Linked DNA regions of Homo sapiens: region 2 is linked to region 1. A link is an interaction called in ENCODE POLR2A ChIA-PET data of the cell type or tissue named here. Cell type or tissue: GM12878. All regions are shown on one strand. Links, peaks and the distances in the headings refer to the core of each region. The heading gives the core; the rest is flanking DNA. Region 1 overlaps PARP9 (poly(ADP-ribose) polymerase family member 9). Region 2 overlaps PARP14 (poly(ADP-ribose) polymerase family member 14).

The links. Peaks named below come from ENCODE experiments on the same cell type or tissue, not always from the same donor. Only the 100,000 strongest peaks of a DNase experiment are listed, where the experiment ranks them.
Region 2: POLR2A ChIA-PET joins it to region 1 with 6 read pairs; 2 of 35 experiments call an interaction of 5 or more read pairs at or near these places.

The regions. Positions count from the first base shown.
Region 1 is chr3:122,538,683-122,554,394 of GRCh38, reverse strand. PARP9 (poly(ADP-ribose) polymerase family member 9) reads left to right here. Exons shown (of 11, transcript NM_001146105.2): 5 at 1,756-1,977; 6 at 3,593-3,811; 7 at 8,906-8,963; 8 at 13,543-13,923. The region is part of intron 4 of LOC105374071 (a long non-coding RNA gene); the gene reads right to left. Among named protein-coding and RNA genes, the nearest start is that of PARP9, 18 kb to the left of the region's middle. In GM12878, for the core only: no CTCF peak of the experiment used is centred there; no DNase peak of the experiment used is centred there.
Region 2 is chr3:122,685,451-122,701,162 of GRCh38, reverse strand. It overlaps PARP14 (poly(ADP-ribose) polymerase family member 14), which reads right to left. Exons shown (of 17, transcript NM_017554.3): 3 at 14,050-14,083; 4 at 8,620-8,862; 5 at 5,501-5,737; 6 at 1-1,773. Among named protein-coding and RNA genes, the nearest start is that of PARP14, 12 kb to the right of the region's middle. RefSeq lists an enhancer at 1-73. In GM12878, for the core only: no CTCF peak of the experiment used is centred there; DNase peaks (open chromatin) are centred at 5,952 and 9,762; H3K27ac peaks cover 908 bases.

The DNA of each region.
Region 1 (15,712 bases), core at 2,828-10,827:
GAAAAACCATCTCAACATTTCTGAAGCAACCTATCAATAGTAAACAAAAATAATACTTAAGAGTATGTAAATTTGTGACAAGAGTGGAGTATAGTGGACCAAGAAAGATTGCTTCAGAAGGTATGAGTTTTGAATGTGATCTCAAGTTTCGATGGGTATGATTGGCAGGAGGGGAAGCTTTCTGGGTGGTCAGAGTGACTTGATCAGAGAGATGCAGAGGAATTGACAGAAAATAATGGGCTTGACTACAGTCAGGAGACACAGGTGGAGCTCTAAGTCATAGTCTGTGTGTTTATACACAGAATATAACTCTGCCAGGGGCTGTGGAGAATGCAAGGTGCAACTAAGCATTTAGCTGGGGGTCACTGGGCACAAAGGTGAGGATGCTGGCAGGGAAGGGGAAGGAGTCAGGGTAGCGGTGAACCTAGGTATTTCTGAGTCAGTGCAGCTCCCCTGCTAGACGGAGAGCACCTTAAAGATGGAGATCTTGGCTTATTCATCCCTATAGCCTCAAGGCCTGGTCTGGGCATGCATCTAAGGGTTCAGCAAATTAAAGATAAATAAGTGGAGGGGGCAGGAGGGAGAAGGCACCACAACAGAGGGTGAGAATGAATATAAGGCTTTATTCTTTTTTTTTCTTCTGGATCAGTGATGTCACACTTAAGACTCTCGTGACCACAATCAAATAGTCTTAGACACTGGTAAAACAAACAAACCAATAACACTTATTGCCTATAAGACAATTAGAGGGAAGACTGAGGGGAGTTCATGAAATGAAATATTTGAGAAGTCATTAACACACAAATTTAAAACTAAAATGGAAGCATCCTAGTTGAGTAACTTATCCCTTTAACTGAATTTTTTAAGGTATATTTATTGCCAGCAACGTTAGGAACATTACAATTTTTAAAGGGTGTCGGTGCCCCCAAATTGCAAATTCTAATTGTGCTTTCAAAATGAAGCATTCATTAACATCAGTGAAGAAATACCTGAGTTACCCTGAAAGGGAGCCAAAGTCAATAGAATGATTAGGGGAATCTGGGCATGGGGGAAGGAAGGACACTATCATTTTTAGCACAGCTCTGAGGGTTAACTAGGAGACGATGTTATCTAAAGTACAGCTCATGTATATGTACAGTCTATTTCTGAAGAGAGAGATGAAGAACTTGGTTGCACATAAGATGGGTGGGTGAGTGGGGGGGTCTGGGAACCTGACCAAGAAGGGGACCTACTTTTCATTGAAGACCTTTTTGTCCCATTTGGAGTTTCTTTAACCTTGTTAAGTTTCTTATACCTTAAACCATAAAAACATTAGAAGGTGGAAATTCTCCAAGAAATTTTATTTCCTATTTAAAACGAGACAAAACAAAAACCCACGACGAAATAGCAAAAAGTCATGGTGGTCGGGCAGAGATGAAACCATTTATCGACAGAACTTAAAACAAATCACAGGGAATACTCAGAATCTAGCCATCTGGTAAGGTAATACAGCAAGGGGCAAACAGATGTTTGCAATGAAAATTATATCATCCGTACATTTACATAATTTCTGAATTATGTAATTCAGCTTCGTTCATGGCAATCAAATAATCACTCTTTGGAAATACGAGTTTCTATTCATTATTAATGAAATTTTTTAGAATTTAGGATCTTCAAAGAGTATTTTTCAAAGCTCTTCAGGGAAGTAAAGATTTAAATTAGTCATTTAAGAAGAAGGAATTTAACAATGAATCCTACCCTTTCTTCCCTTTTCAGGCAGATGTAATTGTTAATTCTGTAAACCCACATGATATTACAGTTGGACCTGTGGCAAAGTCAATTCTACAACAAGCAGGAGTTGAAATGAAATCGGAATTTCTTGCCACAAAGGCTAAACAGTTTCAACGGTCCCAGTTGGTACTGGTCACAAAAGGATTTAACTTGTTCTGTAAATATATATACCATGTACTGTGGCATTCAGAATTTCCTAAACCTCAGGTAAGTTTAAAATAAATGTGGCTTTATTTAGCTCCATAGTCTATACAGTCTTTTTTTTTTAAACAAATTTCCATCATTTCATTACATTCATGAAATATTTTGTCAAGTGGTATAGTTCTCAATTTTTAGCACACCTGCGAGTACCAGAAATACTGAACAGGTACAGTTGCCATAAGTTATCTTAAGAAGTTTGATTTAGGTCTGTCGCAGTGGCTCATGCCTGTGAGTCCAGCGCTTTGGGAGGCCAAGGTGGGAGGATCACTTGAGCCCAGGAGTCTGAGACCAGCCTAAGCAACATAGCAAGACCCCCATCTCTACCAAAAAGAAAAAAAAAATTAGCCAGGTGTGGTGGTGCACACCTGTAGTCCCAGCTACTCGGGAGGCTGAGGTAGGAGGATCACTTGAGCCCAGGAGATTGAGGCTGCAGTGAGCTGTGATCACACTGCTGCACTCTAGCCTGGGTGACAGAGACTGTCTCAAAAAACAAACAAAACAACAAAGAAGTTTAAAATGTTACCTAACCCATGTCTAAATTTTAAGTAGGCATACTGCAGATAGACACTGAAACTAGTATTCCCTCAGTCTGAACACTGGTTCACCCCAACATACCCAGTGACCTCGTTGGCCTTTTCCTAAGTAGGCAAGGGATTCAGCCTCTTATGTCCCTCCATGTGTTATATTCCTGGAGCAGCTGGGGTTCCCCCTCCAGCATCATTCCAATCAAATCTATTACCTGAGGTCTCTTCCCACCCATGCCTGCAGTGGAGCCTGGCTGTCTAGCCCACTCTCCACTGAGGCACATAAAATACAAGCATTAACGAACTCAGGAGGCAAAGGTTGCAGTGAGCCGAGATCGCGCCACTGCCCTCTAGCCTGGATGACAGAGTGAGACTCTGTCTCAAAAAATAAAATATAAAATAAAATAAAATAAAAGCATTAAAGAATAGGAGGAACCCACTCAGATGGTGAAAAGAGGGAAACTTAATCCCCTTCTCTGCCTTTGTCTATCTTTCTTCTTCACCATTTCTGGTCCCTTCTTGAGAGCTCTCTAATCCCAAACTGGTCCTCTAGTCTCCCTCTATCCCTCAGTTTTCCAAAGTCCTTCCATGGGCAACATTCCTGTATTACTTTGATGTTAACAGTTGGTAGAAATTTAAATCTGCCAAAAATATTAGCATTTCTCCAAGAGAAATTACATGATAGATCTTAATGATGTTGAATAAGTGCTGCTTTCTTATTTTAATCTCGATCTCCTTTATGAAAATTCAAGGGCTCTTGACGTTGACCTGGAAGGGGCAGGTGAATGGGGTAAACAGATGGTTGGCTCTCTGACCTGGGGGGATGGGTAAGGCTATATAAACTGGGAGAAATTCTAGTGCCCTCATGTCCTGAATAGCACAAGATGGCCACTCTATTGCTTCAGTTTCTCACCATCTAACCTTATACCATAATGGGTTCCCTCTGGAGTGGGACCTTTCCTGTCATCTGAGGAGGCAGGGACACGAACCCTGAGGGAGGGTGAAGGTGGACATTGTAAAATATGGGCAGGATCAAGGGGTAAGTGGAGTCTTGTTCTTGACTCAAATGCTGATCTTAAATTTGTGTTTTCCTGCAGATATTAAAACATGCAATGAAGGAGTGTTTGGAAAAATGCATTGAGCAAAATATAACTTCCATTTCCTTTCCTGCCCTTGGGACTGGAAACATGGAAATAAAGAAGGAAACAGCAGCAGAGATTTTGTTTGATGAAGTTTTAACATTTGCCAAAGACCATGTAAAACACCAGTTAACTGTAAAATTTGTGATCTTTCCAACAGATTTGGAGATATATAAGGTAAGTTAATATCTTAGAAATGTCCTACTGTTCATTCATTCATTCATTCATTCAGCAACATCTGTTTAGTATCTACAATGTAAGATGCAGGGGATGCAGGGCTAGGTGCTGTACAGTGTGGTGGTGTTCTAACTTGGTGAAGTTTAATTTTTACAGATTGTCCACCTCTGACCTAGTAAAACATGTCATTATAGAAGCCATGTTTGGCAAGACACGGTGGCTCACACCTGTAATCCCAGCACTCTGGGAGGCGGAGGCAGGCGGATCACCTGAGGTCGGGAGTTCTAGACCAACCTGACCAACATGGAGAAACCCTGTCTCTACTAAAAATACAAAATTAGCTGGGCGTGGTGGCACATGCCTTTAATCCCAGCTACTAGGGAGGCTGAGGCAAGAGAATAGCTTGAACCTGGGAGGCGGAGATTGTGGTGAGCCGAGATCACGCCATTGTACTCCAGCCTGAGCAACAAGAGTGAAACTCCATCTCAAAAACAAAACAAAACAAAACAAAAAACAAAGAAGCCATGTTTACCCACTACCTAGCTTCTGTCTTTTCTTTTAATGGCACTTATTCTTCCCTCTGCTCCTTAAAGGTAAGCAACCTTCTAGTTTCAGTGTGGGGTCCTTGCCCCTCTCTCATCTCTCTCCCTTCAAGAACACAACTGTTCTTACAACTTCTGTGAAGTCCTGTCTTCTTAGCCAATCCTCTCTCATTTCCACTTGGATCTCTGACCGTCATCTCAAATCCAGTGTATTTAAGGCAAATTCTTTGTCTTCTCTCTCTCTCTCTTTTTTTTTTTAAACAGATGTGATCTTGCTCTGTTGCTCAGGCTGGAGTGCAGTGGCACAATCATAGCTCACTGCAGTCTTGAACTCCTGGGCTCAAGTGATCCTCCCACTCCAGCCTCTTGAGTAGCAGGCACTACAGGCACATGCTACCATGCCTGGCTAATTTTTAAATTTTTTGTAGAAAAGCAGTCTTACTATGTTGCCCAATCTGGTCTTGAGCTCCTGGGCTCAAGTGATCTTCCCATCTCAGCCTCCCAAAGCTCTGGGATAATAGGTGTGAGCCAATATGCCTGGCCTGTCTTCTCCTCCTCAATCAGTTTTCCCTCTAAAATCCCCATCAGTCTCAGCTTTGCCTCTCGCTGGCTATATAACCTTGGGCAAGTTAGTTTACTTATCTGTGCCTCAGTTTCCTCATCCTTAAAAGAGGGATACTGATTACCATCTTATGGAGCTGTTGTGAAGATGAAATGAGTTAATACAGGTGGGTGAGGTGGCTCACGCCTGTAATCCCAGCACTTTGGGAGGCTGAGGCAGGCGGATCATCTGAGGTCACGAGTTTGAGACCAGTGTAGCTAACATGATGAAATCCCGTTTCTACTAAAAATACAAAAAATTAGCCAGGCGTGGTGGCACACACCTGTAATCCCAGCTACTCGGGAGGCTGAGGCAGGAGAATTGCTTGAACCCAGGAGGCGGAGGTTGGAGTGAGCTGAGATCGCACCATTGCACCCGGGCTTGGGCAACAAGAGTGAAACTCCATCTCAAAAAAAAAAAAAATGAGTTAATACCTGTAAAACACTTAGAATAGTACCTAGCACAGAGTAGAAGGTTAGCTGTTACATCAACTGTAATGAGCTGTAGTTCACTGAGTGCTGAATTGTTACTAAATTCAGTGAATTGTTTATCTTTTCTTTCCAATTTCTTTAACAGCAGTGGTATGCCTGGCTAGTTTTGCCATGTCTCCAGTACTGCCCTCAAATTCAACCCATTCTTTTTTAGCTCATCTGTAGGTGACCTCGGAAGGAAATCAGCTGTGGTCTAACACATTTGGGGTCCATGTGTTGGAGGGGAGCTTGTCTTATGTGTCTGAGTGCACTTCATCTCAGCTTTTTGTTTGGGTGGACAGATCAAGCTGAGTTCCTAGCATGTGAATAAACTGTGATATTTTCAGCATAATTAGTATATATTGCAGTGCTGTTCTGCCTTTAAAGTACCGACCATCTCTGCTTTATTCTCACTTAGCTGGCATTTTCGAGAAAGACTTTAATGATGTTAGGGAAGAATAAAAAGGAAAGGAAATAAGATACAGCAACCTAAAATAGGTTTTCAAGATATAGGTTTCTGATTCTGCCAACAGCAACATCCGAGTTTTAGAGAGACTTCTCGGCATGTGTCTGGATTTTGGATATAGAGGGCCTTGCAAGGTTTGCCTTGCAGAGAGTGGCTGCAAACATTAGTTCTCTGACTGCTCATATTCCCACCTCTTGGCCTGCTCTATGTGCATGGTTGCCATTTTATCTCTGCCTATATGGAAGTGAATTTATACTTGTTCCAGCTTGCTCTTTCTTGGAGCAAGTATAAAAGTTCTTATTCCTTCTGCTGCCCAATTAAACACGGGGAGATTTGTAGCATTTGCTGATTTCTGTGGCTGCTTTCAAGCTGTTGATATGACATCACTGAAAACAGATTTAGAAGAGATGGTCACAGCAAGCTGTCTTGAGTCATTGTATGCCAGCTCCAGTATCCCACTGCGCCTCACCCACAGCTAACTGGTGAGATGGTGGTGCATGACCCAAGGAAGTAGCTCACCTTCTGATAAAATGAATAATCCTGTCCTTCAGATGAAGTTCATCAGTTTCCCATGCAGAGGATTATCTCTAAGCCCAGATAGGTGCCCTGATCACCTCCCTGAACTATTTCTTTTTTTAATTTCCTTTTTTTTGAGACAGGATGTCGCTCTGCTGCCTCGGCTGGAGTGCAGTGGTGTGATCATAACTCCCTGAAGCCTCAGCCTCCCAGGCTCAAGCAATCCTCCCATCTCAGCCTCCTGAGTAGTTAGACCTACAGGCATGCGCCACCATGCCTGGCTAATACTTTTATTTTTTGTGGAAGTGGGGTCTCACTATGTTGCCCAGGCCAATCTCAAACTCCTGGACTCAAGTAATCCTCCCACCTCAGCCTCCCAAAATTCTGGGATTACAGACGTGAGCCACCGTGCCCAGCCCCTGAACTTTATGAAGCACCATTTTCATACAAGAGGAATTAACCACATCTAGAAAAGAAGGTTCATTCTCTCCAACATACAAACAAAAATATGCATGACAGTTTAAGAAAAATGGAAAGATCAACCACGGTCTGAGCGCTCCCCCAGGGACTAATAATAAAAATAGTGCCGTAGGGGGCCGGGCTTGGTGGCTCATGCCTGTAATCCCAGCCCTTTGGGAGGCTGAGCTGGGCGGATCACCTGAGGTCAGGAATTCGAGACCAGTCTGGCCAACATGGTGAAACCCCAGCTCTACTAAAAATACAAAACTTAGAAGGGCATGGTGGTACGTGCCTGTAATCCCAGCTCCTTGGGAGGCTGAGGCAGGAGAATCACTTGAACCAGGGAGACGGAGGTTGCAGTGACCCGAGATTGCACCACTGCACGCCAGCCAGGGCCATCTCAAAAAAAAAAAAAAAGAAAAAAAAATACGTGTATATATATATGTGTGTGTGTGTGTATATATGTATGTGTATATATATGTGTGTATGTATATGTGTGTGTATGTGTGTGTGTGTATATATATATATATATATATATATATATATATATATATATATATAGTGCCATGTATTGTGTCTGTCAGGCACTGTGCTGAGAAGGTGTCTTATCTCCTTCTCCCCTTAATCTTTTGATGAAGCCACTGTTGTCGTCTCCATTTTACAAATCCAAAAACATAACCCAGAGGTTAATATGCACACAGCTAGTTACATGGCCAAACCAAGATCAACCTTGGTGTCTGTCTGCCCTCAAAGCCTTGTTCTGAACCATTAAACAGAAACACAGAGAATGATACATCTTTCAGTTTTGTAACTCAAACAAGAGGATTATTTTACACAGTAATTTACATTAAAAGTGAATGTTGACCATTCCTTCAGGCTCTTTTCAGCATTAACACTACATTATATCCACATGGAGGTATGTGTGCAGACATAATGTATACATCTTCTAATAAGCCTTTTAATAAGCATGTATTTTCTTCCTAAATAAGTTGTAGTGAGATAAATGCATTTAATACACCTAACCTACCAAACATTATAGCTTAGCCTATCCTACCTTAAACATGTTCAGAACACTTATATTTGCCTATAGTTGGGAAAAATCATCTAACGCAAGCCTACTTTATAAAGTGTTGCGTATCTCATGTAACTTATTGAATACAGTGTTTACTCTTGTGATCACGTGGCTGACTGAGAGCTTGGCTTGCTGCCGCCGCCCAGCATCATGAAAGAGCATCTTACTACATGTCAACAGCCTGGGAAAAGCTCAAGATTAAAAATTCCAAGTACAGTTTCCACTGAATGTATATCACTTCTGCACCATCAATAAAGCCTAAAAGTCCTAAATCAAACCATTGTAAGTCAGGACCATCTATATTGCCAATTGTATCTACTTTGAACAAGGAAGACAGTGAATACCATGGCTCCAAAAGCTAAGTGAGATGTGTTATTTCTAATAGACATTATGTTAATGGATCTGTGTTGCAATATGCACAAATCTTTGTCTATAGACTTTCATATAATAACAATTACAATAGCTACCATGTACTTAATGTTTACTACAAGCCAGGAACAATTTTAAGCACTCTATAGGAATTAACTTACATAAAACAGATTATTTTATTATTCAATTTACAGACCAAGTTTGGTGTGTATACCATTTTTAAATGAATTTGTGTTTTATTAGTTACCTATAGTTTTCTTCTTCAGTGACATATCCACAGCTTTAGTTTAGCACAAGCAGGGCATTAAAATCTGTTGAATGAATGCACGGTTATATTTTGTCTCGGAATGTATAGTCTTCTTTATTTATACCAGATTTTGATTTCATCTCCATTTTTCCTATGCTTATTCTTTCCGTGTTCTAATAGACTGAGGTCCTCTTCTCTGGGACTTTCCTAAAGGCTGCTTTAGATTTGTGGTAGTAGGAATGGGACTGACAGAGTGGATGAAGTCAAGTGCTGTGTGTGCAGAGAGGGAGACTTTGATGACAATGGCTATCAGCCCTGCTTATGACTCTCTGCTCTGTTTTGCTTCTTGTAGGCTTTCAGTTCTGAAATGGCAAAGAGGTCCAAGATGCTGAGTTTGAACAATTACAGTGGTGAGTAAGAAATTCACAGGCCAATAAGTAGGGTCGCCCACCATTGGCTCATTCTATTCTTGATCATCTGAACTAACGGAGGGGAGAAGAAGAATAAATAAGCCAAAGGTATTGCATTGTGGTCCTGCTTGGATACCTGCCTACTCTCTACCCTGATCATGATTCTTTTCTTGCTTGGTCCAGTTTCATGATATGAACAGAGGAAGGTTGAGTTGCAGTGGATAATCCAAGATGTGGGTGGTTGATTCATAAATAGATATCTATAATTTTTTCCCAAGGAAAAGTTCTGGCTTCCATAAACTGGCATTCAGTCACTCTTTCTGCTCTGAACATCTAAATAGGGTTACTTATTGTAATTATGGAAAACACATCTCAGTAATGCCAGATAAATGGGTTAACTCAGTGTTACTCAAACCCAAGTAATCACTGGGATCATGATGGAAACTTTAAAAAACAAACAAACGCAAAACCCCCAAAATATGTATTTGTCCCAACTCTACAGATGCTGATTCAGGGACTCTGGGTCTGGGCCAAGCATATCTATTTTGAATGCTCCCTAGTCAATTTTGATGCCGAGCATATTTTCTTTTCTTTTTGAGACAAGTTCTGACTCTGTCACTCTGGTTGGAGTGCAGTGGCGTGATCTCAGCTCACTGCATCCTCTGCTTCACAGGCTCAAGCCATCCTCCCACCTAAGTCTCCCAAGTAGCTTGGACTACAGGCACATGCCACCACACCCAGCTAATTTATTTTATTATTTTATTTAATTTTTTTTTTGGTAGAGACGGGGTTTCGCCATGTTGCCCAGACTGGTCTTAAACTCCTGGGCTCAAGTGATCTGCCTGCCTCCACCTCCGAAAATGTTGGGATTACAGGCATATAACATCATTCTTTTAGTGGAGTTTGGGTGGACTGAGATGGAATGTTCAGTGGCCTGGCAGTGCTGTAAGTAAGGAAGGAGAGCATTAACAGTTCTGGCCTGGAACTGTGCCTTTTATGATCCTGTTTATTTATCTGTATAATGATGATAATAACAGACATTGTGAGGATAATAGATTATGTATGTAAAAGTGTTCTATAAATTGAAAGCATTAAACAAATGCCAGGCAATAAATAATGACTGGGAAGATAGACAAACTCCCCAGTTAGCTAAGGGGAGAAAGGGATTCCTTTTGACTGGAAAAGATCAAGAATGGCTTCATGAATGAGATGGTTCTAAGCTGGGCTTTGAGCATGGCAAGATTTCCAATGTCCAGAGAGGGTAGGGTGGGGCATCCAAGGTAGAGAAAACCCACAGGAGCAAAGAAATCCAGTGCATGTTTGGGGAACCACAGGGAATCCATGGTGGGTACATAAGAGGAGTTTTAGGTGAGGATAACATAAAAAAGGAACATAAAAAGGTCTGTATGTCATTAATCTGAATAATGGCGGCAAATGTCACCATTTAATTCAGTAATTCTTGCGGACATCTGTAAAGGAATTATATAGCACAGGACAATAATTAACATGGAGATGATTAATCAAGGGACATGGCGGCTCAAGCCTGTAATCCCAGCACTTTGGGAGGCCAGGGCAGGTGGATCACTTGAGGTCAGGAGTTCGAGACCAGCCTGGGCAAGATGTTAAAACCCATCTCTACAAAAAATACAAAAATTAGCCAGGTGTGGTGGTGCATACCTATAGTCCCAGCTACTTGGGAGGCTGAGATGGGAGGATCACCTAAGCCCGGGGAGGTCAAGGCTGCAGTGAGCCATGATTGTGCCACTGCACTCCAACCTGGGTGACAAATAAACAAAATGATTAATGATGATGATCTCAGATTATCAAGGAAAGGTTAAATAAACTATTTAGGAAGGGCCGGGCACCGTGGCTTACGCCTGTAATCCCAGCACTTTGGGAGGCTGAGGCAGGCGGATCACCTGAGGTCGGGAGTTCGAGACCAGCCTGACTAACATGGAGAAATCCCATCTCTGCTAAAAATACAAAATTAGCCGGGCATGGTGGCACATGTCTGTAATCCCAGCTACTCGGGAGGCTGAGGCAGGAGAATCGCTTAAACGTGGGAGGTGGAGATTGCAGTGAGCCAAGATTGCGCCATTGCACTCCAGCCTGAGCAACAAGAGGGAAACTGTCTCAAAAAAAAACAAAAAACAAACAAACAAACAAAAAACTATTTAGGAAGGCAGAGAGGTGGTACGTTATCATTAGAAATATTTAATTCAGCCGGGCACGGTGGCTCATGCCTGTAATCCCAGCACTTTGGGAGGCCGAGGCAAGTGGATCACCTGAGGTCAGGAGTTCGAGACCAGTTTGGCCAACATGGTGAAACCTTATCTCTACTAAAAATACAAAAAAGAATTAGCCAGGCATGGTGGCGTGTGCCTGTAATCCCAACTACTCAGGAGGCTGAGGCAGGAGAATCGCTTGAACCCAGGAGGCGGAGGTTGCAGTGAGCTGAGATTGTGCCACTGCACTCCAGCTTGGGCAACGGAGGGAGACTTGGTCTCAAAAAAATAAATAGATAACTCAGAGTTAAAATTCAGTGTATTTTGGTGCTAGAAGAGTTATCCTTTAGTGATCCGAACAATTTACTTATCTAGAAGAATAGTGCTCGCTTTGCCAACACATATACTAAAGTTAGAATAATAATTATTGGCCGGGTGCAGTGGCTCACGCCTGTAATCCCAGCACTTTGGGAGGCCAAGGCGAGCAGATCATGAGGTCAGGAGTTCAAGACCAGCCTGGCCAACATGGTGAAACCCCATCTCTACTAAAAGTACAAAAATTAGCCGGGTGTGGTGGTGGGCGCCTGTAATCCCAGCTACTCGGGAGGCTGCAGCAGGAGAATCGTCTGAACCCAGGAGGCGGAGGCTGCAGTGAGCCGAGATTGCGCCACTACACTCCAGCCTGGGCGACAGCCTGGTGTGAACCCGGGAGGCGGAGCTTGCAGTGAGCCAAGATTGCACCACTGCACTCCAGCCTGGGCAACAGAGCGAGACTCTGTCTCAAAAAAAAAATTAGTATTATTATTATTATGATTATTGGCCAGGCATGCTGACTCATGCCTGTAGTCCCAGTGCTTTGGGAGGCCAAGGTGGGTGTATTGCTTGAGGCCAGGAGGTCAAGACCAGCATAGTGACACCCTGTCTCTAAAAAAAAAAAAAAAAAAAAAAAGTAGTAGTAGAAGGAGGAGGAGGAGAAGAAAGGGGTAGGGGGAGGGAGAGGAGAAAGGAAGAAGAGGAAGAAGAAGAAGAAAAAGAAGTTTCTCTTGATAATAATGGATAAATGCAATATCACTATGCATTGTTTTTATTTTCTCCTAAAAAATAATATAATCTCCTAGACAGAACAAGGGTTTTAAAAAAAGTATGCCTCCAATATAAAACCTGGGTTACTTCTTACTGTTGTCTAAAACCTTGGCTTTTGTCTTTTTTATCTTTACTCAGAGGAAGGCCATCCTCCCCATCTTACTTCTAGGTCTGTCCTTATACTTCTTTTGTAGCTCCTGTACCACACAACTGAGATCTCAGGAGAAAGATGAGAATTTCCACTGCTATTCAGATATTACTCACTGGGAGGCATATGTGGGAGCACTGGAGTCAGATGCCCATACCTACTAGCTTCATGGCCACCACTAACTAGTCCTATAGCCATGGGCAAGTTACTTAATGACTCTGTGAATCAGTTTCCTTGTTGGTGAGATGGGACAACTACTAGTATCTTTCTCATAAGGTTGTGAGGAATCCTGAGTAGTGGAATTACAGGTATTTCTTCTTTCCATTATATGTCGATAATTTCCCAATTTTTAAATAATAAACATGTATTATTCTTAAAATCAGAGATTCATGTTTGTTTTTTAAAAAATAATTTTGACTCTTCAAGCTCTGTGTCTTTCAGAGATGTTTGATTTTAAAACTAGTAGCAAGAGGTTAAGGAAAATCCTATTCAGCAGGAAATAATACTTAGTTAACATCCAGGGTGAGATCACAAGGTGAACTCATCTGTGAACTGCCAAATGCAACATAGCAGAGGCAAGAGACGATAAAGCTAATCCATTACAAGCTAAACTCTGTGTTCCCAAGGAGGCTGTAAACGATACAGGTTGATTTCCTTCATACCCAATGCAGCTTTCAGAGATAGGTACTTAATTGAAGCTGCTACTGCTGACAGTGGTGACAATATCATAGGGGTAAAACACTGGCCATGGTGTTTTGTTCTGCACTGTTTTAAAACCCACTAGTCGGCCGGGCACGTTGGCTCACGCCTGTAATCCTGGCACTGTGGGAGGCCGAGGCAGGCAGATCACGAGGTCGGGAGATTGAGACCATCCCGGCTAACACGGTGAAACCCCGTCTCGACTAAAAATACAAAAAATTAGCCGGGCTTGGTGGCGGGCGCCTGTAGTCCCAGCTACTCGGGAGGCTGAGGCAGGAGAATGGCGTGAACCCGGGAGGCGGAGCTTGCAGTGAGCTGAGATCGCAGCACTGCACTCCAGCTTGTGAGACAGAGCGAGACTCCATCTCAAAAAAAAAACAAAAAACTGCTAGTCTTCCATGGTTGCTTATTATAGTCATTTCAGTCCCCCAGTCAACCAGAGAGGAGAAAAGAGAAAATGGGCTTGAAGCTAGATCTCCTGCCATCAATCTGATGGGATTCAACGTGGAAGAGATGTATGAGGCCCACGCATGGATCCAAAGAATCCTGAGTCTCCAGAACCACCACATCATTGAGAATAATCATATTCTGTACCTTGGGAGAAAGGAACATGACATTTTGTCTCAGCTTCAGAAAACTTCAAGTGTCTCCATCACAGAAATTATCAGCCCAGGAAGGACAGAGTTAGAGATTGAAGGAGCCCGGGCTGACCTCATTGAGGTGGTTATGAACATTGAAGATATGCTTTGTAAAGTACAGGAGGAAATGGCAAGGAAAAAGGAGCGAGGCCTTTGGCGCTCGTTAGGTGAGTAACTTTCTATCAAATTAGAAAGTAAATTCTCCCCATTGTTTCTTCTTTTGGGTGTGAGCGTGTATGTATGGATGTGGGTAAGAGACAGAAGGAGAGAGGAGGGATCAAACATTCTGGTTCTTTGTTAGATCATAAGCCTTTGTGAGCTATTTTTTTGCTCTCTTTTGACAATCAGGGTTATTTGTGAACACATACACAAACACAATTTTATTTACTTGTAATAACCTTGATTGTCTAAGAGGCAATTACATGGAATTTTGGCAGTGGTAAAACTCAAGCCCAAGCCATGGGGAAAAGTATACATTTCTAATTCTTCAGATGCAGCACTCAAGTGTAGACACATTCCATCTGATTAACTTATTTCTTTTATCAAGTTTTATTGTATTTATTTGTCACTGACAGCATTAGGAACGCTAAAATTACTTACCTTGAGCCCTCTCGCCAATGAAGTTATACATTGGTAATGTGAGGTACACTCAAGTATCTCCCATTCAGCGGGACTAAACTCATCAGGATACACGTGGGAATTTGGATCTGGAGAGATCCTTTTAACAGAGCCCTAGAGCTAACTAGGAAATTATACTATTGAAATGCCATCTCGGGGCTGGGCACGGTGGCTCACGCCTGTAATCCCGGCACTTTGGGAGGCCGAGGTGGGCGCATCACCTGAGGTTGGGAGTTCAAGACCAATCTGACCAACATGGAGAAACTCTGTCTCTACTAAAAATACAAAAAAAATTAGCCAGGCATGGTGGCCCATGCTTGTAATCCCAGCTACTCAGGAGGCTGAGGCAGGAGAATCACTTGAACCCAGGAGGCAGAGGTTGCAGTGAACCAAGATCGAACCATTGCACTCCAGCCTGGGCAACAAAAGCGAAACTCTGTCTCAAAAAAAAAAGAAAGAAAGAAAGAAAGAAAGAAAGAAAGAAAGAAAGAAAGAAAGAAAGAAAGAAAGAAATGCCATCTTGGGAGATAGAGATAGAGATAGATATAGATATCATTCAACTAATGCATATTGCACCCATGACGTGCCAAGCATTGTGCTAGGTGCAAGGACTACAGCAATAAACAAGATAGACATTGTTCCTGCTCAAAGTCTAATGGGGGACCTTGACGAGCACACAGATTAGTGATGATAGAGGAGAGCGAAAAGTGCTCTGGGAGCACTGCGGAGAGGCACCTAACCCAGACTTGGGAAGTCAGGGAAGGGCTTATCACAGGTGTCATAAATGGAGAACTGGATAATAGGTAGAAGTCAGGCAAAGAAAGAAAACGTCAAGAAATAAGATTGTCGCAAGGCCTGGATTATGCAAGACCTTATAAATCACGTGAAAGAGTACAGAGAGTTTCTTGAAACAAATAGGGAACCTTAAAGAATTTTAAGCAAAGTTAACATCAGACTTGTGTTTTTAGAAAGATCATTGGTTATAATGTGGAGAATGGATTTAGTAAGAGGTACAAAAATTCAGAGGCAAAATTTCAAAGGACACCTTATTTTCACCATGTGTTTGTAAAAATAATGCAGGAATAAATGATTAGAGTGAGCGAGAGTTCGCCATAAATGTTGTATTTACATCCCACAGAAAACACAGTGGCAAAAAAAAAAACATGGATAAAAAGAATACACAAGCATAAGAACCAAGATTATGATTTTCGCTTAGTTTTTGAAACAGTGAATGTAGGTATTGAAACTGACACCAGTGCCAGCTTAGGGGAACAGGATACAAAGAAACATGGATCTCCTATAAAACTTGTGGCATTATTTTGTTAGAGTGTGTGTGTG
Region 2 (15,712 bases), core at 4,820-12,819, 140 kb before region 1:
CTGCCTTGGAGATGGTGGCATTGCCCGGTAGGAGTCTGCCCTCTCTCTTCACTATCTGGTCACAGTCGGCCTGGAGCTCAGGGCCAGCTGCTTTTGAGAGCGCAGCGGCCAGGCCACCATAATGCTTAAGGTCCTCATTAGATGCATTCACCACCACATCGACAGGAAGCCGTGCCAAGTCACCCTGCTGCACAATCAGCACAACGCCAGGGGCCAAGACTGTCCGAGAGAAGCACTTCTGCCCAGCGGGGCTGCCTCCCTCCTTCATTACTTCATTCTCCTGTAGTTCAATGTAACAACCAAACAACCGTTTGATCTCACTTTGATAAAACCGTGCTTTATCCTGGAAGAACTGCTTGGCTCCTGGCTTATCAGTATGGACACTTTTAACACAGACTGAATCCCAGACTTGCTTGACAATGTCCACTGCCTTCAGTACTTCGGTCTTTGAGCCAGTTAGTAAAATGCCTTTTTGTTTGTTCTCAGGATTGAAACTTACCTGCACATTTACCTTCTTTATCTTTGGCCAGAATAGCTTCTTTTCTGTCTTTAAATAGTCAATAACTAAGGAAGGCTTTACTTCAACCAGTCTCTCTATTTTCATGTTTTGTTCAACGAAGTTAAAAAGCAATTTATAGGTTTCATTTACTTCTTTTACACAGCCTGTAATGATGACTTCAGCTGTGGTTTCTGAAGTTAACTCATTGATGATTACAGTGTTTGGGGAGGAATTTTGTTTCTTAAGCAAATTGTGAGTGAGCCCTTTCCATTTCTTGCCATGAAGAACTTCTTTGTTCTCAACTTCAATGCGCTTATAATTTAAGGCACTGAGCATTTGCTTTTCTGCTTCTAACAGGGCTTCAGAAGAACAGCTGGTTAAGAGAACAGTTGTACCCTCTAGCTCATAAAGTGCAAGAATCTTCTGTGCTATGAAAAGACACTTAGAGAATTCTTTCCAGTTTACCTGTTGCAAAAACTGAAAAATCTCAGGAGAAACCTGAATGTTTTTCTGAGCCATGGTGTACACCTTTTCCTGGATTTCACACTTTGCTTTATACACATCTGCACTAGGTCCTTTCAAGCACAAGTGTTGAGTGACTCTATCGTAACAAATCTCTATCTCTGGGCACTCCGTGAGTAAATGGTCCAGTAGACTGCTGTGACACAAAAGAAAATACCTGCCTGGAGAAATGATCATTTTTTCCTTCAAACTTTGCTCTTCCCTTTTAATTTTTTGAGTAGTGCTTTCTATTAACTCCCTGACTTGTACCTCAATGCTTTGGACATCCTCTGATTTCCCTGCTAAGATTACCATCTCCTTAAGTGTATCAAACTCAATCAAAATCCTGTCATCTTTCACATCATTTTTTATGGTGTCCCACATTGTTGGATCCACTTTAATTGGGTTGACTTTATATTTAGACCTGATGCTAGAGAGTGTTGTGGAAGTATCTGCCTGCCAGGTCTTGATTCTCGGTCTTCCTTCATTGACTAAGGTGGCTGCTGGTCTGATGGTAACTTTACCACTGAGTTGGGACCACGTGAGCTCACAGTGACAACGCCTCATTTCATCGTTTATCTCCTCAATGAGGTGATTCTTTTTCTGTAAGAACTTCCATAAGGGAAGATCTAGTGACTCTTCAAATGGTGCTGGAAGCTTGATCAGAGGCTTCTCCTTTCCATACAAGGCTGTGCCCAATGAGGCATAGTATGGGAACACAGAAAGTGGCATTTTATTGAAGTCGAGTTTTGTGGCCATGATGGTGTCTAACACTTAAAAGGAAAGAAGTAAAATAATGTAAGCCCAGGATGATATATGGCAAATAAAAACAAAACAAAATTTTCCTATTTTAGAGAAAAAAAAATCTAATGTTTTTCTAACACTTAAAGGAAAGAAATAAAACAATGTAAGACCAAGATGATATGTGGCAAAGAAAAACAAAACAAAATCTTCCCATTTTAGAGTAAAAAAAACTAATGTTGGTAGAATTTTGATGTTACAGCGTATTAAAAAGCAATATACTCTCAAAGTGCTCAAATATAAACTGATATGTGTTAGCAGTGCACAGGTATCCCTTATTGAATGGAATAATTACTTTCTAGCCAAGATCCATCTATGTTGAAATCTTGTTAATTAAATTCTGTTTACTGTTTTCCTGATATTACTGATATATCACCATCATGTTAAGAAATACATGAGTTTGGTCACAATCGTGAGAATAATGTTTGCCCTAGTATAAAAAATATTTTGGTGCTCAAAGTATAAAAAATATTTTGGTGCTCAAAGTGAAGCTCACCTTAGTATTATGCTATTTGTTCTTCTTGTACAGTCCTATAATTTTAGGCTTCAAAGTTGACTTAGATTAACATTAATACCTCAAAAAGGAGGAGCATAATAATAAATTATTATAGCTTAGCATGTGTCACACACTATTCTGAGTGCTTTACATATATTTAATTCATTTCATCCTCACAACAACCATTTGAGGTAGAGACATTATTATTATCATCCTACTAAAACTGAGGCTAGGAAAGGTTAGATAACTTGGATAGGGTTACATAGACTGCAGATAATTCAGCTGAGATTCAGTGGTTGTCCAACCCCAACGCCCATCCTCTTGCCCCTCTACCAAATCCAAGTTATCATCACTGTCCTCTGAGAGCCCAGCCCCACAGACTATGATTCAGTAAGAACCACACCTCCTCCTGGCCCTGCTGGAATCTCCCTTTTCCACTTCACTGGGTGTGTTTGCATGTGTGTGCATGTGCATGCTCTTCTCTTCCAAGCCCCTCCTCGTTTTGTGTAAGTTATTAAGCAGAGCATCTGCAGAAAGGGAATCAGAATGTGCTCCAATAACAACTTGGGTTAAAAGAGCAACCTTTGTGGAAAGATGTTAAAAATAACTTCACCTTGTGTATGATTGGGTCCTAGAGCTGGTATCAAGCATGAGGGAAAAGCAGTGGCCTTCAGAGGCCCAAACATATAGCTTCAACTTCCCTGTGGCAGCCCTGAGCTTTATAGCTTCAACATGGCTCTGTGGCAGCCCTGAGCCTGGGCAGTATTTATGATTACCAACTTACTGAGCACCATCAGGCACCAGGCTCTTTGCTGGTATTATTTCATTTCAACCTCACAGCATTCCTCTAAGTAACCAGTAATGTGAACCCCATTTTACAGATAAGAACACAGAGGCTTAGGTGGGTTAAAGTAACTCGGCCAAGATTACAAAGCTAGTAAGCACCAAGGCCAGGAATCAAACTCAGGTCTGTCTGACTCAAGAACCATCACAGATGTCACCTTAATATGCCTTAAAGTCTCCATCCTGCTTTTCTTGTCTGTAAGGACAAAGTTTATCTAACTGTGCAGATTATTAATGGGATTGTGAGATACTGTAGCAGAAAAAACAGCAAAAGATCTTACAGACATAGGTGTTCAATGAAAATTCTCTTAAGAAATAAAACAGATTTTGTGAAGTTGAACCAAATAATTTTACAGTAAAATGCCTAATTTTTTCCTTTCAAGAAATCTACATAAAACACAATATTGTACAATAAATTCTCTTTTAAACCAAGCTCTATCTACCATCTGCCTCATTATTGGCAACCCATTGTGAATGGTGAAATATCCTATAAGAAAAATTAACGTTATAGGTGAACAGGAGATTTGGAAAGAGGAGAGAAGTTAGGGTATATGTTATGGGACCAGAATACCCAAGTTCAAATCCTGACTATGTCACTCACTAGCTGTGTAATCTTGGGCAAGTTATTGGACCTTTCTGTGCTTCAGTTTCGTCATGTGCAAAACAGGGATTATAACAATCAAGATGCCCATAAGACTGTCTGAATGCACTTGGTAATAACCTGCGAAGCTATGCAAATGTAAGTTAAAATTAAAAGAAGGAGAAGCTAAGCTGGGTGCAGTGACTCACGCCTATAATCCCAGCACTTTAGGAGGCAAAGGAGGGAGTATTGCTTGAGCCCAGGAGTTCAAGACCAGACTGGGAAACATGGCGAAACTCCATCTCTACTAAAAATACAATATATTAGCTGGGTATGGTGGCATGCACCTGTACTCCCAGCTACTCTGGAGGCTGAGGTGGAAGGATCACCTGAGCCTGGGGAGGCTGATGCTGCAGTGAGCCATGATCATGCCACTGCACTCCAGCCTGAGAGACAGTGAGACCCTGTCTCAAATACATAATAAAATGAAAATAAAAAATAAAAAGGAGAAGCTAGAGAACATAAAAGAAAGTCAGTAAATCACAGATGGTGGAGGACAGAGAATGAGTGAGTTTGGAGGAGGAGGTGTGGTCAAAAAAGTTAGATGGTGCAAAGAGATCAGGGAGAAAGGGAACCTTTGAGAGTGCCTCATAGAGTTTACATGAATAGCTCTGGCAGAAAATAAACCTTAATTAAATAGTACTTAACATTAGTTGTATATGTGCAGAATAGCCCTTCTGAGGACAAACCCAACAGCCCCATGCCCTAAAGATGTTTGAAAGCCCTGAAAATATCAACTCTCACCACAAACTGGGAGGTTAATTTCTAGGGTAGAGGATTTTATGTACCCCTCTCTCTCCCTGGGCCCAAGACCAGGCAGAGGGAGATTTGAATATGTGACAGAAGCTCCTCTTTGTCCCTTTGCCCAAGGAATAGTAGGTCTTTCATTCCATTTTAATTCAAACCATACTTTCATCCAGTTTTCCCAACACATGAAAACTGAGTTGGGAAAAGGGAGGTTCCTTCAAGTACCTTGTTGAAACAACTTCTCTCAAGTGGGTGGCATACCACATTATCCTATGTCATGCCCCACCCTGATTAATCCCAGGCACAGTTTTCCTTCTTTTCCCAAGAAGCCTGGCCCCCTAATTCCTTCTGCTCAGCCTTGACTTCTGAACACAAGTGGAACCTCCAAGCTGACCTTGCATATGCCTCAGAGAACTGGCAGTCTATATCACAAAACACTCAGAAGTGTTTCTCTAAGGTTCAGCTAGACATGGGTTTCACAGGGTCACTCCAAACAATAGTCCAGCAGGCATCCACTGGTCATGTGAAACCACTCCTGTCCATTTTTGAATGATGATACAATAGGTGAAAGGAGTGGTACTTTATAGGAACTCTATGAGTTGCTGAGTATTTCTTTACCTAACCTTGTCATAATTAATTTGAGAGCTTCTATCAAGTGTGTGGCTAAAACACAGATCATCTCCTTTTTAATATATTATTTCAAAGATCCCAAGAATATATTTTTCAGCCCATCATAGGTAGAGACTCATGAAAAAACCTCCTTATATCTTTCAAAAACTTGATTTTGCTTCTCTAAAGTCTGAATCACTGGCCTTATTAAGCATCATATCGCAGATGAACAGGATTATTTATTCAATTCCCAAAGAAATACATAAATAAACAAATAAAACACATCAGAACTAAATTTATAACTATTAAGCTCTGCTAATAATGGCCTAGATTATGCCAGGTATGACAGGTTAATAAATATTACCTTTTCTGTCAAAAAATTCAATCAGAGCTGAACTCTCTTCAGGAAAATATTCAACATTGGCAACTCTTCCCCCTCCATTATAGGGATTTTCAAAGAAAAGTTTTAAACTGTAGTCATCAGCACCAGGTGGCAGGTTTTCAACCCTGATTGTGTTTGTCACTTCCAGAAGTCTTGGAGAAAGCTGAAGTTGTTTAATTGAATGGTGCTTGGTACAATCATCAACAAATCTTATAGTATCTACAAACCAAAAAAAAAAAGAAAGAAAATCAGTAAATTTTTATTGTATCTTTATGTTGTATAGAAGAAAATGTCTGGCTACTAATTGAAATAAAAGGAAGAGCTAAGCACTCCATTTTTAGACACAAGATTTTAATACCTACATGAGAATTTACATACCTAAAACTCCCAGTCGCTGGGCGACACACACACGAATGTCTTACTTGGATTGCTGCCACTGAGCTGTGTCCCCACTTCCTGCCCCAGACCTCACCAACCCTCCTGAGGGTTTTCCCTACAAATCTCATTTCACCCCTTTCTCAAGCCCTTCAATGGCTCCCCATTACCTGCAGGTATGAGCGTTGACACTCCTCAGCCAGGTGTACAATGCCCTTGGTGATGTGACTCGAAACTAATTTCCAAGCATCACCTTCGGTTATTCCCTGCCATTCATTTTATTGTCCGTGTTGCCACAAAAACTAGTCATTATTTTTGTAAAACCCCTTCTCCTTGAAAGGGTCTTTGTGTATACAATTTCCTGCATTTGGAATGCTCTTCTCTAGTTTTTGTCTTGATCCTATTCATCTTTTAGGACTCAACTCAATTGTCTCTTTAATAATAAGTATTGGCCGGGCGTGGTGGTTCATGCCTGTAATCTAAGCACTCTGGGAAGCCAAGGCAGGCGGATCACCTGAGATCAGGAGTTCGAGAAAAGCCTGGCCAACATAGTGAAACTCCGTCTCTACTAAAAATACGAAAATTAGCCAGGCATGGTTGTGCGCGCCTGTAGTCCCAGCTACTCAGGAAGTTGAGGCAGGAGAATCACTTGTAGTGAGCTGAGATCACGCCACTGCATTGCATTCCAGCCTGGGCGACAGAGCAAGACTCTATCTTAAAATAATAATAATAATAAGTATTGATGGTGGGCCCACGATGTGCCAGGCACTGTGCTAGGATCTGAGGATACAGAAATAAATATAACAAATCTTTGCCAGTGCATCATCCATGTGGGAGCAAGTCTTGAGAGCAAATAAATTGCCTATTGTGGGATCAAATGAGGTGGGAAGACTAATACTGGGAATCAGACAATGGTTCCCAGAGTAAGTGGCTCTGATCTGGGTTTTGAACAATGAAGAGGGGTTTACCAGATGGATAGGGAAAGATCTATGTCAAGCAGATGGAATATATTCTGGACATTATGAATATAAACTTCACAGAAGCAAGACCAAGCCACCTTGTTTGGGTCCCTTTCCTCCCATTTCCCACAGCTTTTTGTTCACAGCTTAGAGACAGCTTCTTCTCTTGGACCTTCTTTATTTGTTTACATATGGGCTTCCTCCCTGACCCCAGGCTATGAGTTTCTCAAGGGCAGGAACCTGATTATTCATCTCTGTGCCCACAGCACCTAGACCAGTGCCTGGCACATATTAAGCATTCAAGATTCTGATCGATGAACAAAAGCAAGTCCATTTAGTTTTTCCTTTGTAAGAAACAGTAATAAATTTGAAATAAGAATAGCTCCCTTTCAGTCATTACTACGTCTCAGGTACTACGTTAAGTTGTTAAGCACTTTTCTTTTTCTTTTCTTTTCTTTTTTTTTTTTTCAGACACGGGGTCTCACTCTGTCACCCAGGCTGGAGTGCAGTGGCATGATCTTGGCTCACTGCAATCTCTGCCTCCCAAGCTCAAGTGATCCTTCCACCTCAGCCTCCTGAGTAGCTGGGAGGACGGGTGTGCGCCACCATGCCTGGCTAATTTTTGTATTTTTTTTGTAGAGATGCAGTTTCACTATGTTGCCCAGGCTGCTCTCAAACTCCTGGACTCAGGCAATCCATCTGCCTTGGCCTCCCAAAGTGCTGGAATTACAGGCGTGAGCCACTACACCTGGCCCTATGTTAAGTACTTTTCAAACATTATCTCATTCAATCTTTACAAAAACTATATTAGGTAGGTATTATTGTACCATTTTATAGATGAGGAAAGTGAGGCATAGGGAGGATAATAACTTGGCCAACCTCATATAACTAGTTAAATGGCAGAGCTGGAATTTTGACTCCATGACCTGTGCTCTTAACCGCTCCACTGCCATGGCCATGGAATAGTGAAGGCTTAGAATTGGAAAATGTACTTGTTTTGGGTGGTGACAGCTCTCTTCCCAATCTCAGAGATTGTCTACAGATTCCTGACAATTACCTTAAAGAGCACTCATTGTCTGCATCACACGCACTTACTCATACCTACATATGTGAATGACCATGAAAGTGCTAAGGACATATCAGGTAAAGAGGTAAGAGGACAGGTGTAGAGATAGGCTGCCTGGGTTCAAACCCAGTTCATCCATGCATTCGCACCTTTGTGTTTTGTCTCCCCAACTGTAACATGGGGATCAATAATAATAATCTCATAAGGTTTTGGAAAGGACAAATAAATTAATACACGTAAAGAGGCTGGCATAGCACCTGGCTTATAGTAAGCACTCTATGAGAGTGTGTTATCATTACCTTCCATGAAGTCCAGTTTGGTAATACAAATATTTACTTCACCCAGTGAGATAACACATGTGAAAAAGCCGACTCCTGTACTTGGAATCACTTGGACTTCAGATGTCTATTTGCTGTGTTCACGCACTTTCTTACCCTCTCTGCCTGTCTCTCTCTCTCTCTCAGTCACACACACACACTTGGGCACTCCTGCAATAAAGTTAATTCTACTAAAAATATGGAATTTGGTTTCAATATGAATATGCTTCACTTTCAAAATAAAAAAAACTATATTAACTTGGAAACCTCTCTTAGTAGCTACTAGAAAGAGTCAAACTTTCAGAGATGTCCCCCTAAGAGGTATCTCAAGTCTCATGATGTGGTACAAAGAAGACAGGCAGAGGAAGTGTCACTTCATCTTACCTATGTGCTTTTGAAAGGTAACAACAGCAACATCAAAATCTCTTATTATTTCCACTTGAAAGTCATCATTAGACAGGCCACTTATGTTCTCCACTAACAAGATTAGCATTATGTCAGTCACATTTGCCTTGAGGTTTTCAAATGCCACCAAAGAGGAAATATTTTCACATTCCTCTGGGATATCTTCCATTTTGTCTAATCCACCATCAAGAGGGAGTTTTGTATCCAATTCTTCTGACACATCTGATTTTAGGAAGACAAAAGAGGTACAAGATGTTATACTTATCTACCATGGTCTTAGCAAAGTAAGTTATCACAAGGCACTGCCCTCTCTCCTTGCCAATCTCTTGGCTAACTCACAGAATAACAGACCTTGGATGGCTTTTTGCTTTATTTAAATAAAAACAACATGTAACATGTAATTGCCTATTATTAAAATTCATATTTTTAAATTTTCATTTTGACAAAATAGGTCTGTATTTTCAAGATTATAGGCATTATAGGGATAAAAAGATTTTCATTTATTGCTGGTGGGTACATATATTAACCTCTGTGGAAATGAATTTTAAAAATTTGTCCAAAATTATTAGTGATAAGAAAAAATATTCACATTACTTAGCTAAGTAAATAGTCATTTATAGAACAATTTACATTATAGGACTATTTTTATATGTGAATTTTATATTAAAATTATACATAATTGAAGTTTAATTTTATTATACCCTTTTCTGCCTGGCCTTTTTGAGGAACCTGCCTTATATTTCCTAGCACTTGATATCTATTTCTAGCACAGCACCAGACTAAAATTATTCAACAAAGCTTCTCAAAAGCGAGACACATGTTTATTCATCCTTGTATTGCTAGCATATGGTATATAATTGAGGCTCAGTAAATGTTTGCTGAATTGGAGATTTACTGCTTGGGTCACTGGAGGAAAGCAAGACTATCTGATGATGCCCAAACATGGGTATCACCTAACACATTATACTCCAAAAAATAGTTAAGTTCCCATCACTGAAAAGAAAAAAGGATCCCTATAGCAAATGATTAAGGAATACACACAGAAAGTGAAATGGCCAAGGCCTGCTGTATACGAAGCCCGCTGAATGGCAATCACCCAGCTGACTCATTCCTCTCCACTGTTGACTGTAAAAATGAGTTACACATACACACAAGGTCAGTCTCACTGTATGCTTGTCCACTGAAGCATGGTGGGTACGATCTGATCTTTAGGCATTCTGTGGACAGTTTTTCAATGGGGACTCTTATCGTGTTCAAGACCCTGGATGTAAGGAGAAGTAAGAATATAAAAAAACATTAGTTAAGAAATTTACAGATTTTCTAATGGAGGTATATGAGGAAAATGACATGTGTAAATGTTCGCAGTGGCCACATAAAATGCTCTGTGTGCACCAAATCCATTTTGCTTACTTCCTGGACAATATTTCTCAAGTTTTCTGCAGTTCAGTTTCAACAGTAGTGTCCCTGCAGTTAATGGAATATGGGTGGAAGTGAATTCCACCTTCAGGCCTGGCCAATATAAATATCCTTAATATGAAACCCCATTCTCCCTTGCAGTGACCTTGGAAACCACATTTAAAGATAATGGTGTCAAAGGGTGGAAGGAGCCTGGGTCCCTGAATGACCACATGAAGTGACTGACACTCCCACCACCATCACAGCTGCCAACTACACTGAACTGTGATGCGAAGGAGAAATAAACTTGTGTTGTGGCCAGGCGCAGTGGCTCATGCCTGTAATCCCAGCACTTTGGGAGAACGAGGCAGGCGGATCACTTGACATCAGGAGTTCCAGACTAGCCTGGCCAATGTGATGAAACCCTGTCTCTACCAAAAATACAAAAATTAGCCGAGTGTGGTAACACACGCCTCTAATCCCAGCTACTCAGGAGGCTGAGGCTGGAGAATCGCTTGAAGCTGGGAGGCGGAGGTTGCAGTGAGCCGAGATTGTACCACTGCACTCCAGTCTGGGCGATTCCGTCTCAGAAAAATAAATGAATAAATAAACAAACAAACTTGTGTTGTGTTAGGTTACTGATTTGGGAGGTTGTTTGTTACAACAGTTAGACCACTCTGTTGTGTGCTGGCTATCATGCCATGCACACACACTCATGCTAAATTAAAAAAAAAATAGCTTAAGCATAAAGCAACTACATAAATTAGCACTAAGTGAGACAGGTATGACAAATCACAATGACTGCTGGGCTAGGGAGGAGGCTATATGTGTTTAATCCCTGCTGCCACTCTTTAGCCATGTGACCTTGGGCATGTCTCTTAATCATAAAATGAGGGTATAGGACTAAGTGAACTGGACTGAAAGAATCTTTCCAGCAATATAGTTTTATAATCCCATCAATATTAGACGCTTCACCACAAGAAAGGCTTAATTGACCAAAAAAGAGCATTAACAATCAGGCCAAGAGTCCCAGAAAGAGATAAAAGGGCTGGGCTGGCATGGAAAGACTTGAGAGAAGAGGAGGAAGTTCAGCAGGTCTTGAAGGGTATGTGGAATTGGGTAGAGAAAAGTGGGCTAGAGGGAATGGTGAGCAACAGAAGCACAGGCAGAGTGCTGCAACTGCATCAGACAATTTAGAAAACAGTGATTTGACTGATGTGGCTCAAAAGGCGCACAATTGTGCAGAATGAAGAAAATGAGGCCAGAAAAGCAGACTAGATCCAGAAGGTGGTCTGGACTTTATCTCCCAGCTTGTGGTAAGGGTGAGTCATGGAAGGTTTCCATGAAAAGGATGGCAGGCTATTTAGCAATAGTGCAAAGGGCTGGTCAGGTTTAAGGAGAAGGGTGGCAGACACAGACAGAGCAGGCAGGGAGCTCCTGCCATGTTGAACTTGTGAGGTAAAAAGGAAGGGCCCGTGGTGAGAGAAGGATGGATAAGGAAAACTTTAAAAGAAAATGAGGCTGGGTGCAGTGGCTCATGCCTGTAATCTCAGCACTCTGGGAGGCCAAGGCGGGAGGGTCATTTGGGGCCAGGAGTTCAAGACCAGCCTGGGTAACATAGTGAGACCACGACTCCACAAAAAATGTTAAAAATTGGCTGGGCATGGTAATGCATGTTATAATAGCCCCAGCTACTTAGGAGGCTGCTGTGGGAGGATTGCTTGAGCCAGGGAGGTCGAGGCTGCAGTGAGCCAAGACAGCCTGAGCAACAGAATGAAACCCTCTCTCCAAAAACAATAAAATAAAATAAATAGGTCTCTATGATCAGCAGATGTGAAAGGAGTGATGCGTGAAATGTCTAGTAGGTGACGAGCAGACTGATTGTGTACTTCAAGAGAAATGAGGAAGCCAGAAAGGGCCCTTGCTTGGGGAGGAAGATGACACATGTGGCTTCAGGCATGTTGGCTCTAATATACTTCCCAACAGGAAGGTCAGACAGAAGTTCTGGAATTGAGAGAGGAGTCCAGGCTGGGGATATGGATTTGAAAACACCAGAATTTCCGACCACAGGTAAGCAGTATTTCTCTGCTCTTGCCCTTGTCTCTTCTCCAGGACCTTCCAAGTGCTGGTTTCCACCTTTCAGACCCAGCCCAACTAAGCTTATCCTGGAACAGGACATTAGCTCAGTGCTGACTTCACCTGATCTTGGTGTGTGTGCCTTTCCCTGCCCTGTCAGCTCCTGCAGACGCCTCAGTTTTAAACTTTTTGCATGAGGTTTCGGGCATGCTTAGTGCATTCATGGTGCAATGTCTTCTGCACCAGGGCTGTTGTAATTATTAATTATGAGTATTGGTTGGTGGCGTTGGTTGTGGTTCATTGTCCGGAGAGTACGTTCCCCATCCCTGAGAAACAGAATCCAGTCAGTACCTATTCTCCACCCACACTTTGCTCAGTTCTGAAACTGTCTACCCCATTCCAATTAATTTCAAGAGTCCCAGCCTTAGGGCCATAGTCAGGGATCAGTGTGGGGTAACCATTCAGCAAAGAACCTCTGCTTCCTTTAAAGGAGCCAACTTAAGTATCTGGTGTAGACAACCCAAATTCCTAGCTGGCTACTATCCTTAGAGTCCAGGTCGGGTAAAAACAGGTTAGAAAATGGGCCTAAAATTCCCAGGACAATGAAAAGTCTATTGGTGGAAGGGGACTGGGGCTTTCGCTGGGAATACATTTGGGAGTTTTAAGCAAATTTAAAACAGTACTAACATGTCAGTTAAGACAGAGTTAAGGTAAAAATCTATGAAGTCATAAGAAACACAGATGTGATTAAATTTTAGATCTAGGGCTATAGAGCAAGAATAAATATGCACATATAAAACCACTTCCTAGTCTGAAGTTGAGCTTGACGGTATAGCGCTTTGGCATCTTCCAAGAAGAAGATAAGGATTTAGGAGATCCCAACGACAAACACTGGGAGCTGGGGGAGCCAGTTCGACAAGTGAGGAATGGAAAGCAGGAATTACTCTAAAGAGACAAAAAAAAAAATCCTATTTCATAAAACTCCTGAGCTGCCTAAGAAAGCCATGCATACTAAATTCTACAGTTTTAACAGGACATCGATATTAGACAAAAATAAGCCATATATCTCTATCCAATCTTTTTGCCAAATATAGGCAGCTCTCACTCTAGTGCCATTTTCCAAAAGAGAAAGTTGCAGAAAACTACATGTTCTCAAGATAATTTCAATATTACAGGACAATGATTATACATTGTTCATTTTCCTTAAGGTTTAGGTATATGTACCACTTTATCTCTCTAGCTCGGTTCATTCAGTGTAGTTCACTTCCTACCCTTTATAATAGCATGCTTAGCTATGAAAACTAGTTGCTTCTTTAGTGAATGTCAAGTGGCATGGCAGCTCAATGCCCAGACGCTAGTTGAGCATTGGAGTCCACAACAGCTAATTGGTCGCTGGCTGTTTCCTAGAGCAGATGAGATCAGAAGAGCTGCTGTCTTTGGGAGGACTGCAATCCTCCAATCCAATCCTGCACCAATGCTCAAAAGCCTATGTTCACAGAGAAGTCACAACTTCCTGTTTTGGCTCCAGAGCACAGCACCCTCACACCCAGTGCTCAGGAAGCAGTGCTCATCAACTAAGCCACATGTGACTCCCTTGGACATATCGTGTCCTTGCTTCTCTATGGCTGGCTCAGCACAAGTGGAAAGTAAAGATCAGCTCATCCCCAGCTCTCTGGCACTTCTTTGCCCTCCCCTCTATTGCAAGGTGTCTTCCAGTCCCCAGAGAGAGCAGTTCCAATCATTATGACCTGAGCGCTAAAAGCCACCCTCTGCACAGCTGGCTCAGAATATGAAGATGATGCAGTCCAAGGCAGCTCCCAGCGGAGCACATCCTGCATAGTGGAAGTCAAGAAGAGAGGGCTGACTCCCTCAAGTGCTGCCTTTAATAAATGCAAAACAGCTTGGTGAATGTCAGAGTCATCTCAACTGAGATTTTACCTGGTTCTTTAACATCTTCTTTGGTCTTGGATTCCTGAAACACAAACAATAAAGTAGCATTAATACATGATTAACAATTTATTTACATAAGAAAATGTCCCTGGGACCAGCCTGGAGATGGAGGGTAAATAGAAACAATAATGAAAAGGTCTGATAAGGGTGCTCTTGAATACATCTGGGGCCATATATAGTGGCATATTCACTTGCAAGTCACAAAAATCACCAATGAAGATGAGACACAAATAACAGAAACCTCAATTAACACCAAGCATTTGGGAATATGAGGTACATCCTACATCAGAGAAACATCTTAGCTCATAATTTTTCCCTTGTTTAATATTTATTGAGGCTGGACTTGGTGGCTCACACCTGTAATTTCAGCATTTTGGGAGGCCAGTGTGGGAGGATCGCTTGAGGCCAGGAGTTCAAGGCCAGCCTGGGCAACATAGTGAGACCCCATCTCTACAAAAAAAAATTAGGAAAAAAAATTAGCCAGGCATAGTGATGCATGCCTGTAGTCCCAGCTACTTGGGAGGCTGAGGCAGGAGGATCACTTGAGCCCAGGAGTTCAAGATTACAGTGAGCTATGGTGGTGCCACTGCACTCCAGCCTGGGATACAGATGAAAGCAGTCTCTAAAAAAGATAAAAATTAAATTAAGGACGGGTGTGGTGGCTCACACCTGTAATCCCAGCACTTTGGGAGGCCAAGGCAAGTGGATCACATGAGCCCAGCAGTTCAAGAGCAGCCTAGGCAACATGGTAAAACCCCGACTCTACAAAAAATACAAAAAATTAGCCAGGTGTGGTGGCATGTGCCTACAGTCCCAGCTACTGGGGAGGCTGAGGTAGGAGGATCACCTAAGCCCAGGAGGTCAAGGAGGCAGCAAGCCATGATCATGCCACTGCACTCCAGCCTGGGCAACAGAGTGAGACCCTGCCTCTAAAAAAGAAATAAATAAAACAAATACAAATAAAACATTTACTGAGTGTTTATTATATATAACAAGAACTGTGTCATGTGCTTTATACAGATCATCTTGTTCAACCCTCACAATAATCCTGCAATCTGTTGTTGGATCATTAATGTTACTATTCCATTTTACAATTGGGGTAATACTTAATACAGGTAGTATGGATTGCTGTCTCCTCAAAATGACATAGAAAATAAAACAAATATAACAGGTTACAGGTTATAAAGAACTCTGGAGACACAGACCCCAAATTTTACATCCAAAACCACCATTATTATAATCCCCAAATCTTGGCTTTTCCAAATGTGTCTAAAATCACATAAAAAGTACCCCCAGCAGGGTGCGGTGGCTCATGACTGTAATCCCAGCACTTTGGGAGGCCTAGGTGGGCCGATCATGAGGTCAGGAGTTTGATACCAGCCTGGCCAATATGGTGAAACCCCGTCTCTACTAAAAATATAAAAATTATCTGGGCATAGTGGCATATGCCTGTAGTCACAGCTACTCAGGAGGCTAAGGCAGAAGAATCACTTGAACCCAGGAGGCAGAGGTTGCAGTGAGCCAAGATTATACCACTGTACTCCAGCCTGGTTGACAGAGCGAGACTCCGTCTCAAAAAAAAAAAAAAAAAGTACCCCCTCCTACTTTATCCCATACTACCCTACCCTACCACTGCCCTCACTCCCCCTAC